2 separate regions of the Homo sapiens genome follow, and region 2 is linked to region 1. Evidence: read pairs that join two places in POLR2A ChIA-PET (ENCODE). Cell type or tissue: PC-9. All regions are shown on one strand. Links, peaks and the distances in the headings refer to the core of each region. The heading gives the core; the rest is flanking DNA.

Region 1 (5,379 bases), core at 195-5,194:
CCTTGACCTCCTGAGCTCAAGCAATTCTCTGCCCTCAGCCCCCCAAATAGCTGGAACTACAAGTGTGCCCCACCATACCTGGCTAATTTTTGTATGTTTTGTAGGGATGGTGTTTCACCTGGTTGGTCAGGCTGGTCTCGAACTCCCGAGCTCAGCAATCCACCCACCTTGGCCTCCCAAAGTGCTAGGATTACAGGCGTGGGCCACCGTGCCTGGCCTTCACGGCCACTTTGGAATTCCTAAAGCCACCCATGTCTTCATCTGGTTGCACCATTCTACATTAGTCTGCCACCTTCTTTTTGCAGCCCTTTCCCTAGTTGCATTCTTAGAATCTTCACCATCCAGACATGATTTACATTCAATTCGCCGTTCTTCAACTTCCCTGATAGTCACTGTTCTATATCAATTACAAACTAGCAAAGCTACACCTATAATCTCTTTCAAACTCTGGGTCACGAAATATACTTAATGGGTCACAGTCAGCACTGTTTTGATGAAATAGAATGGATTTTTTTTTTTTTTCTGTAGAGACGGGGTTTTCCCATGTTGCCCAGGCTGGTCCAGAACTCCTGGGCTCACATGATCTGCCCACCTTGCCTCGGCCTCCCAAAGTGTTGGGATTACTGGTGTGAGCCAACACGCCCGGCTGATCAAATAGAAAAGAAAATATCAGAAAACATCGGACATAAAAATTAGCTGGGTGTGGTGGTACGCATCTGTAGTCCCAGCTACTAGGGAGGCTGAGGTGGGAGGATCGCTTGAGCCCAGAAGGTAGAGGCTGCAGTGAGCTGTGATCACACTGCTACACCCCAGCTTGGGAAATAGCGTGAGACTGTCTCGAAAAAAAAAGGAAAACACTGGACATGGTAAAACTAAGCACAGACATACACAGAAACACACATCCTGGGTCATTATGAACAACATAGCTCTCGGCGGGATGTGTTTAAAATCAGGTAAAGCGAGTACTTTCCACCTATGACCATGTACCCAGAGTCTCCCAGTGCTGCTTGATCATTCTCTATCTCAGCCACCTGCCCTTTGCCCGTGGCTCCATAAGGCTTTAACTTGCCCTTCATGGTCTTCTCGGAGCCTTCCCTCATCGGATGTTTCAGACCTCATTTGTTCTTTGTGAATCCCCCACTGAACGCACGCCTGGCCTTCCGTTAGAGCCACCGGCATGGTACTCTCAGTCTTGGCTCCCTCAAGCCCCACCACCCACCATCCCTCCTCTAAAAATTAGTCCTTGCGCCTAGGTCTCAGCCTTTCAGTGTTGAGGCCTCTCTGCCACCTCTGTGTGTCTTCAACACATCGAAGCCTGCTACCCAACTCCTTGTTTGACTTTGGACAAGAAGCGAAGGGAAGAAGAAAAAATAAATGCAGGTGCTATCTTATGGAGGTGGGGCTATGGATATTTGCTTTCATTTCTCAGTTTATTGTCATAATCTAAGGTATAGTACACTATAGACACAGATGCTAAGACTCTCATTTCTGATTTGAATCAGACCTAAGGGGAGAAGGCGCCTTGCAGAAGCTGGTTAACTCCAACCACCTGAGAGCCCCAGGAACGACAACAGGTAATAAACTGGAAGAAAAATGAGTAACTGCTTAATTTAAAATTAAGCTCTTTTAGATAGCAGCCAACTTTATCTCATTTCTTTCTTAATACAAATAAATGACCCAGAGATACTTATTTCAAGTGCCTTAAAAAATCATATACACTGTCGTTTATGCTTCACCATCACACTAAAACTGGGTCACTGTGACTTCCTTCTGCCCAACTCAATGTGTGTATCTCCTTCCTCAACTTCCCTGACCTCTCTGGTTAGACTAAGGGCAAGAACCTCAGGTTCCAGTTTTTCTAACTGTTCCAGAAAATGCAAAAGACACAGTTGTATTCTGTATAGAGGCTAATGGCATTTGCCTGCACGACAGAAAGACTTGAGTTTGAATGCCAGTCCCATCAATTACTAGCCATGTGACCTGGGCAAATTACCTTCCCTCTAAGTGTCGGTTTCTTCACTGTAAAATAGGATAGAGTACCTAAACTGGCTGCAGAGTGGGTCACACCTGTAATCTTGCAGTGTGGGAGGACTGAGCTCAGGAATTCAAGACCAGCCTGGGCAACAGAGCAAGACCTCATCTCTACTAAAAATAAAAAAGCTAGTTGGGAGGCTGAGGTGGGAGGATCACTTGAGCCTGGGAGGTCAAGGCTGAGGTGAGCCATGATCACACCACTGCATTCTAGCCTAGGCAGCAGAGCAAGACCTTGTCTCAAAAACATGTGTGGCGGCTCGTGCCTATAATCACAGCATTTTGGGAGTCTGAGGAGGGAAGATCGCTTGAGGCCAGGCATCCAAGACTAGCCTGGGCAATATAGTGAGACTCCATCTCTACAAAAATTTAAAAACTAGCTGGGCCTGATGGTGCATGCCTATAGTTCCAGCTGCTCAGGGAGCTGAGGTGAGAAGATTGCTTGACCTGGGTAATCGAGGCTGTGGGTGAGCTGTCATTGTGCCACTGCAGTCCAGTCTGGATAACAATGTGAGACCCTGTCTAAAAAAAGAAGAAACAACAGTACCTAAACCTCAGAGGGCTGTCTATTGTAGAGAACAACTGAGATCCAGCTGGACCTATCTTGTGAGGGTATGTGGTGAGAGAAACACTCAGGAAACATTAACCATGCTACAACATCCCAGAGCTGTTTCCTCCTCCCTTCAGGGGGCAGAACCCTGATTTTTTTCCTGTGTCCGTTTTTCTCCCAGGTGAGTCAGGTAAATTCCATCTAGTGTAAGCCAGTGTCATGACCCATTCCCCTTTCTAGCCATCAGCTTAGCTGCATGCATGTCACCCACTTCTGGCCAACGAGAAATAAGGTATCTGATCAGGGAGCTCTGGAAAAGGTTTGCAAACTCTTAAAACGACACAGGGGTCACTCCTTCTGCTGGATGTTGTTGTATATGGTGTCATGGCTGGAACTGGGGTAGCCTCTTGTAATTAGGATTCTAATAAAGCAGCAAAATGATAGGATGTCCCCTCCCACACTGTGCCAGGGCTGGTCTGTAGGACCCACAGAACATGACAGAAGTGATGCTGTGTCATGTTCAAGATCAGGTTATAGAAGACTCTGTGGCTCCTGTCTCAGGCGTGCTTGCTCTTGCGTGCTCTCTCTCATTCTGTCTCTCGCTCTCTCTCACAGGTCACTCTAGGTGACTCATGACTCATGCCACGTCGTGAGGAAAGCCCAGGGAGAGGCTCACGTGGCAAGAAACTGACGCCTGAAGAACTGAGTGAGCTTTCTTGGAAGTAGATCCCTGAGCCCCAGATGATGGCAGTCCAGGCCAACAACTGACTCCAACCTCATGAGACCCTGGGCCAGAACCACCCAGCGGAGCCACCTCCAGACTCCTGACCTACAGAAGCAGCGAGGTAATACATGTTTAATGTTTTCAGCTGCTAAGTTTCAGTGAAATTGTTAAATAGCAATGGATAACCAATAAGTTCCCTTGTTTATAAGAACTAGATGAATGTTTTAAAAACATTTTGACAATGTCCCACATAAATGTATTTTAAATTATGACTCAGTACACATATATTTGAAATGAAAATAAAAGTTTCAGCCAGATGTGGTGGCTCACACCTGTAATCCCAGCAATGTGGGAGGCCGAGGTGGGTAGATCGCTTAAGCCCAGGAGTTTGAAACCAGCCTGGGCACAGCCTGGGCAACATGGCAAAACTCCATCTCTACAAAAAAAAAATTACAAAAATTAGCTGGGCGTGGTGGCACATGCCTGTATTCCCAGCTATGTGGGAGACCAAGGTAGGGAGGATGACTTGAGGCTGGGAGGTTGAGGCTGCAGTGAGCTGAATTCGCACCACTGCACTCCAACCTGGGCGACAGTGTAAAAATCCTGTGTCAAAAAAAAAACAACAGATAAGTTTCAAAAATTGGTAGTTAAACTTACAGTGCATTCTGATATTTTCTTTTGTTTTTTTTTTTCTTGAGACCAAGTCTTGCTCTGTACCCCAGGCAGTGGTGTAGTGGCTCGTGGCGCGATTTCAGCTCACTGCAGCCTCAACCTCCTAGACTCAAGCAATCCTCCAACCTTGGTCTCCCAAGTAGCTGGGATTACAGGAGCCCATGACCACGCCCAGCTCTATTTTTAGTACAGACAGGGTTTCACCATGTTGGCCAGGCTGATCTCAAACTCCTGACCTCAGGTGATCCTCTTGCCATGGCCTCCCAAAGTGCTGGGATTACAGGTGTGAGCCACTGTGCCTGGCCGCATTCTGGTATTTTCTTGAAAAATAAGTTGATCTCATGACCCAGTAATGGGCTGCAACCATGAGTGTGGAAAAACATTGTACTGTATGACATCCAAAACTACTTCTATTGCTAACATCCTATTATTACCCCAAAGTAGGCTGAGACAGAAGGAAAGCAGAGGACAAGTAACCTCTGGACTAAGTACCTACACCTGTATCTTCCCGGAGGCATAGTTACTCAGTATCAGGAAGGCCACTTACTCCTGCCCATGAAGTTTTTTTAAAAAGCTGCTTCTGAAACAACACAGGAGCTCATACCTACAGCATCGCTGATTTCCAGAGCAGCCAATAATTGCTTCGAGACCTTAATCACCATCTGCATATTTCCAAAAAGTCCCTCAAAATCAATGTTTGGTACCTGAGAAAAGGAAACAAAACATAAAAATGCACGGAAATGAGCTTAATGGCATTTCAATCATCTTAGGAACAGCTCTTCAAGAATTGTAGAAAAATTGCTCAAGGTCACTTTCTTCACTCACTTTCATGAAGTTTCCAGACTAGAAATATCCAACATTATCTTTAGTGTCATCCTTTGTCCTTGATCCAACTATTCTCTGCCACCCCAACCAGCACTTTAGTAAAGTGATAATGGAACCAATTTGGCCTACAAATGCACTGGGATACAAATTCCCACCCGCAACCAACATCCCGTAGCACTGCCTACCTGCTGCAGAAGTACTTGGGAGTGAATGCTCCAAGGGTGTAAACCCAAGCCCAGCCCAGCTGGTCAAGTTACAAGCAACAAGGACTATAAACCCCAGGACATTGTTACCCTTTTCTTACTACCTCCAGCATCTAGAAAAGTCCCTAGCCTACTCACATGTTAGTAAGGGTTTCCTGGATAAACTCTATATGAACAGGTACTAGAGTCATGTAACTGCTCACCCCCAGGTTTTGTTACATCATCACTCAGCCTTCTAGCAGGGCCACGATTCAGACTCCCTGGAACTGCTTTCAGGAGCCACAGAAACAGGAAGTGTCCTAGGAGTGACTGCAGTGTCTGGTAGGTTAACAGTAGACTTGACAAGTGAAAGGATGCTGAAGGCTTAGCTGATG
Region 2 (5,379 bases), core at 213-5,212, 110 kb after region 1:
GGATAGACCCTGGTTGGCAAGAGTAAGACCAGGTCTTGTTTTGTTCTTCCTAGAAGAGAACAGACCCTATAAGAAAGCTTCTGTATTCTGAAGAAAAGACTGTATCATGTTTATCTTCAGGGCTGTTCTTAATATATTGATATATTGATGCCTAGGGACTCCTCTTCCTATCTACTTGCAGAAGCTTGAATTGGTTTACGGGAAAACAGAGAATTATTTCACACTCAGAAGTAAAAACCATGGCTGGACGCAATGTCTCACACCTGTAATCCCAGCACTCTGGGAGGCTGAGGTGGGGTGGATCGCTTGAGGCCAAGAGTTCAAGACCAGCCTGGCCAACATGCTGAAACCCTGTCTCTACTAAAAATACAAAACTTAGCCGGGCATGGTGGTGTGTGGCTGTAATCCCAGCTACTTGGAAGGCTGATGTGTGAGATGTATCTCCCTCAAACCTTGCTACAACATTAGTAATGTACCAATGTCTGACATTAAAAAAAAATCATTGGCTTGTAAAATAAAAGCCTTCTATAAACTACAGTGTGTTTCAAATACTATATTTGAGTATTTTTAAAAAGAACAAAATTGTGGTCACTTTATTTCTTCATTTATTTATTCTTCCTCTGATTCCAGAAAGGATTTAAGGAAACTCACTCAATTCCTTTGATCTAGTGCCGGGATGGACTTCATCCCAAAGGGCTCACATGGGACAATCTAAAAGGAAGTCAAAGATGCCTTTTCTCCCCGCTCCTGCGGGGTGAACATGGATCCAAGGGGTGACTTTCTTTGCCGAAGTAGGGGGATCACCTGAGGTCAGGAGTTTGAGACCAGCCTGACCAACATGGTGAAACCCCGTCTCTACTAAAAATACAAAATATACTTGGGCATGGTGTTGCACACCTGTAATCCCAGCTACTCAGGAGGCTGAGGCAGGAGAATAGCTTGAACCTGGGAGGCGGAGGTTGCAGTGAACCGAGATCGTGCCACTGCACTCCAGCCTGGGCAACAGAGTAAGATTCCATCTCCAGAAAAAATAAAATAAAATAAGGGCCAGGCATGGTGGGGCACGCCTGTAATCCCAGCACTTTGGAAGGCCGAGGTGGGTGGATCACCTGAGATCGGGAGATCTAGACCAGCCTGACCAACATGGTGAAAACCTGTCTCTACTAAATACAAAAAAATTAGCCGGGTGTGGTGGCGCATGCCTGTAATCCCAGCTGCTTGGGAGGCTGAGGCAGGAGAATTGCTTGAACCCAGGAGGCGGAGGTTGCAGTGAGCTAAGATCATGCCATTGCACTCCAACCTGGGCAACAAGAGCGAAATTCCATTTAAAAATAAAAAATAAGAATCAATAAAAACAAATTAACTAAAAGAGAGCATTCTGAATGTTTTCACCACAAAGAAGTAATAAATATTTGAGATGATGGATTTGCTAATTACTCTGATTTGCTAATTATACAATGTATACATATATTGTACCCCATAAATATGTACAATTATATGTCAATGAAAGATAAATAAAACAGAAAAAAGTCACAGTAAAATCAAAATGATGCTTAAATTCAACAAAATTATAATGCTCTTTTGTTGTTTTGTCCACAACCATCATTCCTGTTTTTTTTCTTTTTGAGATGGAGTCTCGCTCTGTTGCCCAGGCTGGAGTGCAGTGGCATGATCTCCACTCACTGCAACCTCTGCCTCCCACGGTCAAGCAATTCTCCTGCCTCAGCCTCCCAAGTAGCTGGGATTGCAGGCATGTGCCACCATGCCCGGCTAACTTTTCTATTTTTAGTAGAGACGGGGTTTTATGTTGGCCAAGCTGGTCTCGAATTCCTGGCCTCAAGTGATCTGCCTGTCTTGATCTCCCAGGGATTTTTTGTTTGTTTGTTTTAATGGGAAACAACTCATCTATACTCGCAGTCCCCCATATTTCCATTCCAGCACCCAGAAGTGATCATATGACCCCAGACTGACCAATCAGAGTCACTGTGATAGTTTTAGAGATAGGCACGTAATCCAGTTTGTGCTATTGAGATTCATGCTCAAGAATCAATAGTTTGTTGCTAAACTGTGTTAAATGAAATTTATAGGAGGCCATTGGGTGGAACTGAGCTCTTGCACTAGGCTTAACAGATAAAACCAAAATGGAGTTACTCATACTGAAGTTTCCACCAAGCCAAAACTAAGCTATTTATTTGATCTTCCAAGAAATCAGGCAAGAAATAGATAATAGCCAAATCCCCAAACAGGCCTGTTTTGGGAAGCATGATGAGGTGGCCCCCTCTGCTTTAACCTTTATAAGGAAAGTAACTTTGTAACAACCAATCAGTTTTTGTTCTGTTCCTGCGTTCTTCAGCCCTCTTCTGCCTATAAAGTCAAATTTCTCTGCTCAACTCATCTGAACACTCATTCTATCTTATAGAATGAGTTGTTGCCCAATTCTAGAATTGCAAATAAAAGCCAATTCGATCTTTAATCTAAATTTGTTGTAATTTTGTCTTTTGATAGCTGAGAGAAGATAAGCTAAAAGGAGCTGTTGTTCACCTTGCCTCATGGAGAGAGACTATGTGAGAATGAAGTCACTACTGAAGACAATGAAATCAAGAAATGGAGAGAGATTCCATACCACCTAACTTAGGCACCTCAATCCAGCTATGTCTGGATTTTTAGTTATATGCCAATAAAGGTCTCATCTCTAAACTACTGGCTCAATATGCCAGTCTAAGATGGAAGATTTACTATTTCCTAGTAAGATGAGAAAAATTTCATTTACAAGACTTCTTTATTCTGAGATTATACCTTTCCTAATTTTTGGTGTTAGAGTATTTACGAATTGATGGTGATAGTGGATAACAATTGTATTTTACCAATAGTCCTTAATAGAAAATTAGAAAGTTAGTCCAAAATAGAAAGTAGCCAGGCATGGTGGCTCATGCCTGTAGCCCCAATACTTCGGGAGGCTGAAGGAGGAGGATCACATGAGCTCAGGAGTTCAAGACCAGCCTGGGCAAGATGGTGAAACCCCCATCTCTACAAAAAATTTAAAAATTAGCCAGGCATAGTGGTACATGCCTGTAGTCTCAGTTACTCAGGAGGCTGAGAAAGGAGGATCACTTGAGCCCAGGAGGTCAAGGTTGCAGGCAGCTGTGATTGTGCCACTGCACTCCAGCCTGGGCAACAGAACAATACCCTATCGAAAAAAAAAAAAAAAAGAAAGTTGGTGGGCCCTTTATCCTTCCATTAAAAAAAAATTAGGTCATTTTGTAGGTCATAAGCATGATGATTGAGTTTTCATGCTCATGCGTGAGATGTACCTCCCTCAAACCTTGCTACAACATTGGTAATGTACCAATGTCTGACATTAAAAAAAATTATTGGCTTGTAAAATAAAAGCCTTCTATAAACTACCGTGTGTTTCAAATACTATATTTGGATATTTTTAAAAAGAACAAAATTGTGGTCACTTTATTTCTTCATTTATTTATTCTTCATCTGATTCCAGAAAGGATTTGAGGAAACTCACTCAATTCCTTTGATCTAGTGCCCGGGATGGACTTCATCCCAAAGGGCTCATATGGGACAATCTAAAAGGAAGTCAAAGATGCCTTTTCTCCCTCCTCCTGCAGGGTGAACATGGATCCAAGCGGTGACTTTCTTTGCCTCCTCCCTGAGACTGCAGGGGGAGGCAGGCAGAGTAACAGCAGAAACAAGCAGTGCTTTTTCTGTTTGGCTTTTCCCCGGGCTGCTGGCCTCTTATCCCTTCATGGCTCCAGGCAGTGCTTCTTAGGTGATGCTACACCCACCTGCAGCAGGGCCTGGTGGGGTGGGGGCGAAGGGGTGCAGGAAGTATGTGAACAGAATGAAGGTGGGAGAAAGAAAGATTAACGAGTAGCAGTGTGGGGAGGATCATGAAGTGGTGAGGGAAAGAATAAGAGACAGTAGGGGTAGGGGGAAGCCTTTATAAATAGTGATATTTAACTTCTGGGAGGAGGGAGAGAAGTGATGTTTGCTTAAGCATTTGCTCAGGGGGAATGTTTACTCATGGTTAAACCCAGAATACAGTTAGTGTTAAAGTAGAAATGAAGCTGCATTCCAGGCAGGAGGTGGGCATGGTGGATTGCAGGGTGTGTGCTGAGAGTGTGTGTATGAGACAAATTGTGGTACCACATGTGTAAAGATGATGCTCTAGACACAGGAAGTCTAACTTCTCCAGTTCTGATGGCAGATTTGTACCAAGTCATGCTGTCCTACTTTCTATATCCTTGCTTTCGAGATGGCTGGTTGGGTTTAGGGGTGTTTTCTGTGGCCACGGAGAAAGTGAATCTTACTGGCTCACTTATTAATAGACTCAGTGTGGTTTGGATGCTACACTGTCTTGGACCTATGCTGAGTTAGACTTCTAGCACATTGAGATCATAAATCAGGAAACTGAGCATGCACACACACCCCCTTACGTTCAAGAGATGCAGTTGCTAGAACCAGGTGGGCTCTTTCCTGCCACAGGGCTCCTGGGCTTGCTATTTGAGTGGCTGCAGCTGTGCCTGGGAGGATGGGGCCCCTGCCTGATCCCGGGCCCCAAGAGGACCGGGATGCCTGGGTCCATAGCCATGGCTTGGGCAGTTGCAGCGGCACCTGGGGAGCTCCTGCCCCAACTCGGAAGGAATGGGGCTCCCGCTGGTCCCTGGCTCCCGCTGGCTCTATTGAGCTTGCAGCCCCAGCTGCACCTCCCTGCTGCAGCCGGCGTGATGGCAGCAGCCACTCCAGATGGCCCGCCGCTGCCATCATAAGCACATGGTGGGTTTCTTTGGCAACCAGACCCATCCTGAAGCTATCTAGGGGCTTTCAGCTACCAGTCATCTCATTAACATAAACTCAGGTGTAATTCAAATTCAGGGGCTTGTTACCGGTAGCAAAAGAGCTCCTATCACCTCTGTCATTCAGGAAGTTACAAGGGTTTTAGAAGTTGTACACCAGGGGACAAAGACAAAATATATATTTCTTAATAGGTCTGCTAAGTTAGGTTTATCATAAAGCTGCCTCCTTACACAGTTCAAGTTCAGTGTAAAGATTTTGCCATACATAGTGAACTATAACCTTATTGGATGCATAAACAGACTGTAACCTATTCTTGTGCCAATCACTGAATTTAAGCCAATCAAAGGTGACCAACTATTCAAAATGTGTCCAAATAAGGCAAATGCAAAGCTGTAACCAATCCAACTGTTTCTGTCCATCACTTTCCTTTTTCTGCCTGTAAGTCTTTTTTGACTACGCAGCTGTGCAGGAGTCTTTCTGAACCTATTCTGCTTTGGGGGCTGCCTGATTTGCAAATCATTCTTTGCTCAATAAACTCTCTGTTAAATTTAATTTGCCTAAGGGTTT

What was found. ChIA-PET counts read pairs that join two places held together with the same protein. Peaks named below come from ENCODE experiments on the same cell type or tissue, not always from the same donor. Only the 100,000 strongest peaks of a DNase experiment are listed, where the experiment ranks them.
Region 2: POLR2A ChIA-PET joins it to region 1 with 6 read pairs; 13 of 35 experiments call an interaction of 5 or more read pairs at or near these places.

What each region holds. Positions count from the first base shown.
Region 1 is chr10:99,903,414-99,908,792 of GRCh38, forward strand. DNMBP (dynamin binding protein) reads right to left here. Exons shown (of 17, transcript NM_015221.4): 6 at 4,582-4,681. Among named protein-coding and RNA genes, the nearest start is that of DNMBP-AS1, 21 kb to the right of the region's middle. RefSeq lists an enhancer at 2,519-3,718. In PC-9, for the core only: a CTCF peak has its summit at 3,362; a DNase peak (open chromatin) is centred at 3,238; H3K27ac peaks cover 2,872 bases.
Region 2 is chr10:100,016,342-100,021,720 of GRCh38, forward strand. LOC124902583 (small nucleolar RNA U13) reads left to right here and starts at 3,253; the gene lies at 3,253-3,358. RefSeq lists a silencer at 4,327-4,526. In PC-9, for the core only: no CTCF peak of the experiment used is centred there; no DNase peak of the experiment used is centred there.